Linked DNA regions of Mus musculus: region 1 is linked to region 2. The links are chromatin contacts, found by Hi-C in ENCODE. All regions are on one chromosome and are shown on one strand. The core of a region is the stretch at or near the end of the contact, and the rest is flanking DNA. Distances in the headings are between cores, read along the strand shown.

Region 1 (4,301 bases), core at 898-3,397, 6.3 Mb after region 2:
GGATTGGTAATCTGAGACCAATGTAGACCACACAAGACTTTACCTGTCTTAAAAAGCAAAACAGGGCAACAACAAAAACCACAAGACAAAAGCGTAAAAAGGCCAGCAAGATGGTTTCACCATCTGTTTGCCTCCAGAAGCCATTTGTGGAAAGAAGGTTACCATTTCCACAAGCTTGCTACAGTGTGCAGAAGTGCACTTGTGAGATCTGCAGGCACACGTGTGCACACGCACGCGCACTCAACACCACACACACACACACACACACACACACACACACACACACACACACAGAGAGAGGAACTCAGAGAATAAACATGAGTGACTATCTGAAAATGCATAAATACACAAAAATACATACATACATGAAGATAAAAAAATAAGTAAGTGTTAAACACAACGAAGCAGAAACCCCTGAACTTCTAAACAGTCCAGGCATCGTGTTGCACCATGATGAGCTGTCTTCACAACTCTGACCTATAGAACTAGGGATGTGTGCCAGGGCTTGCATAAAACAAGAGACGAAGACCAAGATGCCTGAAGTCACATTAAGCTCGATCCCTACAGCGAGGTCCCTGGTGCAGTGTATGCATTGCAGCTCACAAACTAATTGTACCAGAGTATTCTTGCCAGCAACATAGTGGGTGTTAAGCTGGCGCTGCCAGATGTGGTGCTTCCAAGAGTTCTGAGGGGAGAGAACTGGGACACACAATTACTGCTGTAAGCCTCTGTGCAGAGTTACATCGTCAAGAGATCTCAGAGGTGATTTTGCCTTCGTTTCATTCACCAGATTGTTGTATCCATTCAGAAAATTGGAGAAACCGATTTACTTATTGAATTAGTAGTTTAGTATGGTAGATAGAGATAAAGGATGAAATTTGGGAATAGACAACTGCAGGTGAGACACAGGATGAGCCATGTGGAAGGGGACCACAGCTCCTATGCCCCGTCCCCAGATGAGGTTAGGATTTGGTGTGATTAGAGATCTAGGGTTAGCAGTCAATCTTTTACCCTAGTAACTGTGTTTTTTTTTTTGGGGGGGGGTGGTGTTCTTGGGCTAGGTACACTGCTGTGTTGATTGCCAGTCTCAATGAAGCCTGGACTCTTGGTGAGAGTATATGTGATAGACCTCTCCCCTCAAACACTTTGGGCTCCCATAGACCTCCAGCTTTTAGTTGGAACTCTTTGGGGAATGATATGTGTTTGGGGGACTCTAAACATCCCAGTCAACTTGTCTTGGAACTCTCCAAATGTCCTATCCCTTAGGGTTCTCATCTTGGACTCTTTTGGGGTACCGTGCACTACAGTTTTGTTGTACCAGTGACAGTTTTTATATCTTTGTCACGACTCTTACTCAGCTCAAGAAGAACTCAGCTCCCCGGTTTCCCAAGTTTGATGTACGCCGCAATTCCGACAAAAAAGAGAGAGGATACTCACATAGCGGCCATCAGCAGGAAGCGTGCTCCCACTAGCGGTGTCTTCTTGGTTAGAGCTGATGTCCACGGCACAGCACCAGAGCAGCAGGCAGATCGATCATCACTTAGTGGGGTCCAAACCACTCCATTACCGAGCCAATCTAATCATGTCCCCCAGACTCAGCTGAGCTATGGTAAAATATGAAAGTGACTGAGAAGGAGAAAGATCGTCTTCAAGATTTGATTGTAAGAATGCAGGTGGCTCAAGTCCCACAAGATCACACAGAGCGACCCAGGGTTTGAGAAGAGCAGGTGCTTGCAGGAACACTCTAGAATCTTCATTGTACGTCCTGTGGATTAAAAGGGCAAAACGAGGTAATAAGCAGGGCTGCCGTCTGGCCTTATTTTCTGCCAAGATTTTAAAGCACGGTAGTGCACACCAGTAATGTCGAAGTTAACAGGCTTGCTTCTTTCAAGGATAGTTCATAGCGTGGGGCACAGTCACACTGTGTGGTAGATGCTGAGAACTATCTTTTCTTGTAAATCTGAACCTCCGTGACCTGGAGCTCCCTTCCCATCCCCCAGTCCTTGGAAACCTTTCTCATCTATGAGTGGCCCTCCGCTCCTTTAGTGCTTCCCCGGGCGGGCGTCTTGTCCTGCCAGCAGCTGTGTCTGTCCTTTTGTGAGGTTCTTTGTTTGCAGGACCTGCCACACAGATGTCTGTAGTGGCTGCCTTGCTTACTGTCGGTGTGTTTCGGTCTCATCTCTCCACTATCCTGCACGACTTGCTGCTCCTATTTTTTGCGCAGTCTAATTTCCTTTGGTTGTGTTAAGGATTTGTACACATTTTAATTTGTACACACAACACACCCTGTGTGTAGGGCTTGGAGCGTAGTTTTTTGTTTTGTTTTTATTTTGCTGCAGCTTGGTCTTCAGTTCACGGTTTTCTTGAAAACCTTCCATCCTCTTGTCTTGGATGCTCTGGCTACAGCCGTTTGAAACCTTGCTGGAGCCTCAGTCTGCCCACAGTTCTTTACATACTTCAGTGAAGGCTTATTTAAATCCCCCCCCCTCTCTCTCTGTGTGTGTGGGGGGGCACTTTTTTCCACCTTTCCGTGAGTTCTGGGGAGCAAACTTAGGTTGTTAGGCTTCTACCAAGTGCTCTTACCTACACTACCATCTTTCCAGCCCTTCACAGAAAATTAAACAGCTATATAGTCGTTATTCCTTTTTAAATTTTTATTTTATTTTACAAATTATTGTGTGAATGCTTTTCCTGTATGTGTGTGTGTGTGTGTGTATAATGTGCACCATGTCCATGCCTGAGGCTCACAGATATTAGAAAATGGTGTCAGATCCCTGGAATTAGAGTTTGGAAGTCTAGCTGGCCGAAGTGGGCACATACTTTTAATCCCAGCACTCCAGAGGCAGAAGCAGGCAGACCTTAGAGTCTGAGGCTAGCGTGGTCTACAGAGCAAGTTCCAGGGCAACCTGGGCTACATTGAGAAACTCTGTGTTGTCTTAGAAAAATAAAAACAAAAACAAACAAACAAAAACACAAAATACCCCAAAACAAAACAAAAAGGATGGTTGTGAACAATCATTTGGGTGCTGGGAACTATGGGTCCTCTCCAAAAGCAGTTAGTGCTTTTAACACCATCTGTCCAGTCAGTCGTAATATTTTTTATTTTTTTATTTTTTATTTTTTTTTTAAAGATTTTTATTTATTATTATATGTAAGTACACTGTAGCTGTCTTCAGACACACCAGAAGACGGAGTCAGATCTTGTTACGGATGGTTGTGAGCCACCATGTGGTTGCTGGGATTTGAACTCTGGACCTTCGGAAGAGCAGTCGGGTGCTCTTACCCACTGAGCCATCTCACCAGCCCCGTAATATTTTTTAAAAAGAATTGTTTGTTATGTATATAAGTAGGCTGTCACTGTCTTTAGACACACTAGAAGAGGGCATCAGATCCCTTTACAGATGGTTGTGAACCACCATGTGGTTGCTGGGATTTGAACTCAGGACCTCTGGAAGAGCAGTCAGTGCTCTTAACTGCTGCACCATCTTTCTAGTTCCCCATATTGTTTTATGAACAGATTCCAGTGTCTTTCTAGGCTAAAAGTTGGAGGCACAATTAAGATCTTCAAATATCAGTAAGCCTTGAGTTCACAACTCAGTGTTACCATCACATAAGCCACATGCTCAGGTTTTCAGTACATAGATGCTAACACAAACTTGTTAGGAAAGCTGGACACTCAGGACCAAAGCTGTGAGGGAGCCCCAGGAGCACGAGCTGTTTTCCTCAGGAAATAGTTCATCAAATCACACAGGAAGGATACAATGTAAAACGTTCAGCACACTTCACTTGCAGAATTATGATTTGTACGCTTTTGTTCTATAAATATGTATTCTTGCACATTTGGTTTTGCCTGACCAACATTTTGTTTTGTTTTGTTTTGTTTTAGACTTTTATCCACCAGAAACCTCAATCTTCCTTATTTTTCTTTAGTCAGGCAGGAACAAAGGATGGATACAGACCTGGTGTCCCAACCAGAGGCTTTTTTTCTTGAAAGCCCCCAACTACAAGATAATCTCTCCTCCTCCCCTTTGTAGGTGTAGCACTGGGGATCAATAATAGTGGGCTTTGTGAATAATAAGCTAGGCTTACCACCCCATCTTAGCACGCCTGTCTGTCGTTGTTGTGTTTGTTTTTTCCAGACAAGGTTTCTCTGTATAGCCCTGGCTATCCAGGAGCCACTATTTTTTTCCCTCAAAAGTCTTTGGAATGGCTTATTTCTAGGCAGCTACAGTATATTTCCCCTCACACTGGACATTTGCCAAGCTCCTGATAGTATCAACTATTCCCTGCTGTGAGCCACA
Region 2 (4,060 bases), core at 316-2,815:
AAAGGGGGAGGGAAAAAAAAAAGAGGGAAAACCGCTCACACACGTGATAGACGATCAGGCCAGTGGCAGAGCACTGCACCGCAGCCACACAAACTTCCTCCCACGCTGCAGAAGGGTACCGAAGGGTCCCGGGAAAGCAAGTCCCAACCAAACAAACACTGGAGGTCCCAAAGCTGCCCAGAACTTGAGGTACTAAGACCTGCTCTGTCTCAGGTCCCAAGAGTTAGCCCTCAGTTGTGTGGACAGAGTCGGACCTCGAAGCCTTTAAGCAGTACCCCATTCATTGCGGGCAGCGCTGGCATTATCCTCTCTTTGATAAAGAGCCACCACCACCATAAGCCCCACTTGGGGTGTCAGGGTTTTGAAAGGAGCGTACTTATGGGCGAGAGGTCCCACCAGGCCAGGGAGGGAGCAAGGACTTACACGGGTCCTTAAGCAAATTAATTGCTTGATAAATGCGCTGTGGATGGCCAAGCTGGATCAATGGATCCATGGAATCCCCACCTTTTACCTTTATGGACCAAGTACACTTGTGTACACAAACACACACCTTTGCACACAAAAAAATTAACTATAATTTCACGTGAGCGAGCATCCCAAAACACTCTGAGATTTGGAAAGGCTACCCTCCATCCCAGGATCACAATTATTATTTGGGAGCATTCTTATCTTCATCGTATCCTGGATGTGGTTGTTGTTTTTTAAGCCATTAAGCGTACAACATAAGAGAAAGAAATCTTGATTCTTAGGTACAGGAGCAGGCTTCATTAATCCTAATTTCTAAATCTGGAAAGTTTTTCTCGAGGTCCCTAGGCGAGCAGTGCTCCATACTCTTCAATTTTGGAGGAGTGACCCGGAAGAAGGGAAAACACCTGATGAAACGGCGCCCACATTGTCACTGAAACCCATGAAAGGAACCCCTAATACACCAGGGGCTCTGAGAATCCTCTAAGAGCGCTTTGGACGCGGGAGAAGCCTAGTCGCCACGAGTCCAGACGAGGTGGTGGTGGGGGACAGAGAGGAGTTAAGAAGAATGCGAAAGATGTAGGGAGTGCTCGGAGGGGTTGCCAGTGAAGGCTCCACCGCACTTCCCGGCTTCGCCTAAGCGCGCGTGAGAGCCAGAGCCCCAGAACAGCCGGGGAACTTAGCGCGCCCAGGGCTTCCCGAACTACAGGCGCCGCGTGGGAGCCCTCGCCCAGCGTACTTACTGCTCACGGTCTGTCTGAAACTTGGCTGGCTGGGGCTCTGTCCATGGAGCAAAAGTAGAGAATCCAGGGTGGAAAGTTTTTGGTGAATTGTAGTGTTGTCCTAGTCTTCCTTTCTCTTTCCTCCTTCCCCTTTCCTTTTCCTCTTCCCCGGTCCTAGCGTTTAAGGTCCTGGGTCAGGGTGTCTTCTTCTGGTTCGGAGATGGTTGTTATGATGATGGGGGCGGGGGGCAGTGAGGGAGGAGGAGGAGAGGGAAAGGAGGACTCCTCCAAAGGGGCACCAGAGCGAGCGGGGGAGGGGACGGCGGAGGAGGGGGGGGGGAGAGGGGGCTGAAAGAGCCTTTCACACCTTCGGGTAGAAGACCGGTTCTGGAGAGAAAGGGCTGAGGACTGGGAGGCTGCGGCGGCTGCTGGCTCCTACAGCCGCTAGCTCCAGAGGAGGCGCGGCCAGAGTCGCGGGGACGTTGCCACCAAGAGCGGGGAAGGTGCGGAGACCCCGGACCGCGCGCAAGAGAAAACGCGGCGGCCGCACAAGCTGTCACCTCCAACCTCTCCCCTCGCGGCTGCCTCTGCCAGAAGCCAGAGCCGGACTCACTGACAAGCCGCAGAGAGAAAGACACTGAGAGGGAGATGATTATTAGTTGCGTTGAGTCATCAGGCAAAGTGAGTCCTTTTGGGTTGTCCTCGGTTTCCGATTTCTCCCCCTCCCCCTTTCGGTCCCCAGATCTAGCGCCTTCAAAATAATAATTTGGGGTGGGGGTAGGGGATGTCTCTGGGTTATTTCGGGATGGGAATGGGGGGGACGGATCTAAACCCAAGCCAGACTGGTCCACCGCAATGAAGGAGGGGAGTGGGGGGCGGGGAGGAGGGCTGGGGAGGTTGCGGGGGGAGGGGGGCCCCGCCTGGCAGGAAATTAAACATCAATCAATCAATCGCTGTGAGCACGGCGACCCAAGGAGCCGGGCTGCGGAGGAGGCACAGGGATAGGCGAGGGGGTGGGAGTCAGGGAAAAAGGAGGAAGGGGGGAGTCGGAGGTGGGAGCGGGGTGGCAAGGACCTCATGCACCGGGCGACGAAGGACGGATGGCTGAGGACTGAGTGTGGCGCGAGGCGGTGGCCACGGCCGACGAATGGGTGCGTCTAAGCGCTGACGAACGCCAGGGCCCAGGGTCTGGTCCTCCTCCTTGTAGCAAGTCCAGGGCGCAGCCGCCTCGCCCAGCCCCTAGGCGCACTCGTCCCGGCGCGCAGGCTGCGGCGACTAGGCGGGCGCTCCGTGTCGCGGCTCGCCGCAGAGGCGCAGGCTGGCGCTCGGGAGGCGGCAGAGGCTGCCTCGTCTCCGGGCTCTGTTAATTGCGCCGCCGAGTACTTTCGACTTTGGAGATAGGAGGGCGATCGCCTCCCCCACCCACCGCCTCCGCCCACCACCCACCGCCTCCGCCCCTCGGAGCAACTTTTCTCGGTGCGAGCGAGCTCCCCATCTGCTCGGAGCCGACCGGCCCGGCCCGAAGCGCTCCCGGCCGCGTTTGGGGAAGGCCACTTCTCCCTCAAATCCCGTGCGGCCGCGGGTCCGGAACAATAGCCCGGGTGTCCCGAACGCCTGGAGCGAGACTCCGCCCGTCCGGCTGGCTGTGGGTCCGGCACTGGAGAAAGGGTTGCTCCGTGGGCACAAGGCAGGCTGCATCCCTGCCACTCTCGCCACGCGGGCTACGTTGCGAGCGGCGCAGCCCGAGCTGCCCGGAGGCCAGAACACTGTGCCGGCCGGGGCGCTGAAGCTGCGCGCCCCTCGGGTTGCAGCACTGGGGCTCCCGAAGACCCTCAGCGGCTGAGGACCGAGTTCGGCGCGAGCAGAGCTGAGCCGTGGGGACCTAGCCTCTCCGCCCCGAGCGAGGCCGCGCCGATGAGTCCCTAGCTGGTCCTTCTAAGGCTTAGGAGCCACAAACTTTTGCGGACTCCCGCGGCCCTAGCCTTTCGGCTCGCGCAGCTTTACTTGTTTAAGGTGGCGCGGTGACTGCCCGCCAAAACCCCGCTGCCGGCCGCGCTTTTGTCTTGGCCATTCGGCATGGGCGCGGACCTCCTTAAAAAAAAAAAAAAAATAGCACGTGGGCAGGGGCCGCGGCCCCGGCGAGGTGCCTGCCGCGTCCGGCTTCTGTCAGCCCCTGGAACCTCAAAGGAGAAAATATGAACCAGTCCTCTCCGGCCTTCCGGCCAGAGATGCCCCTTGAGCCGGCGGCATCTCTTGTCCCTTCTGTGCACCGGGGCTTTCCCTCCAGTTCCCCAGGACCCCAAGGACTCGGCTTCCACCGGTTGCCTGAGCCACTAGTCCCCCTTAAGAAGTATTGACTGTACGGCGGCGCCAGAGGGCCAAACTAAATTCGGTTTCGGGAAACGCGCTCGAGGCAATTCTCTAAATCCTGGCCTTGAGCTGGGCCAGTGGAGATTGAATCTGAGAGTAGCGCTGGAGACTGGGCTGCTGTCCACTTGCTTGGTAGCCTACCCCCTTGACCCCACAACGCCCCAAGAGTCGCAAACCCACGGCCAGGGAAGCCTAAGGGCTTCTAAAAGAAAGAGGGTCCCCGAAACGAAACCTGTCCCTGGCCTAAATCTCGGTGCCCAGACCTCGGTGAGTCCCACTCAAAGGAGCCGCCCACCAACTTCACCAGAAGCCCCAGGCGGCAAGGGGAGCCCTGCCGAGCCGAGTCGAGCCTGGCAGGGTAGTAATCCTCCAGAGAGCCACCGCAGTTTTAGGAAGCCTTTTTCTTTTCCCTGTTTTTTTCTTCCCCCAAATTCCGTGCTCCCACGAACATGCCCAGCCAAAGGGGCTAAAGAAAATTCCAAGCCCGTGAAAGCAAAGTGGCT

What was found. A loop is a pair of places that touch in the nucleus more often than their neighbours do.
Region 1: a loop to region 2 is called in a map of heart, with 11 times the contacts of the local background. The contact joins the promoter of 1700039I01Rik here to the promoter of 9130024F11Rik in region 2. A Hi-C loop is called at or near these places in 4 of 37 maps with a recorded cell type or tissue (heart and left cerebral cortex).

The regions. Positions count from the first base shown.
Region 1 is chr1:63,251,049-63,255,349 of GRCm38, forward strand. 1700039I01Rik (a long non-coding RNA gene) reads right to left here and starts at 2,148. Exons shown (of 3, transcript XR_373460.3): 1 at 1,438-2,148. It also overlaps a transcript of Zdbf2 not described here.
Region 2 is chr1:56,969,904-56,973,963 of GRCm38, forward strand. 9130024F11Rik (RIKEN cDNA 9130024F11 gene) reads left to right here and starts at 1,566. Exons shown (of 2, transcript NR_024326.1): 1 at 1,566-1,868. It overlaps Satb2 (special AT-rich sequence binding protein 2), which reads right to left and starts at 1,431. Exons shown (of 11, transcript NM_139146.2): 1 at 1,209-1,431.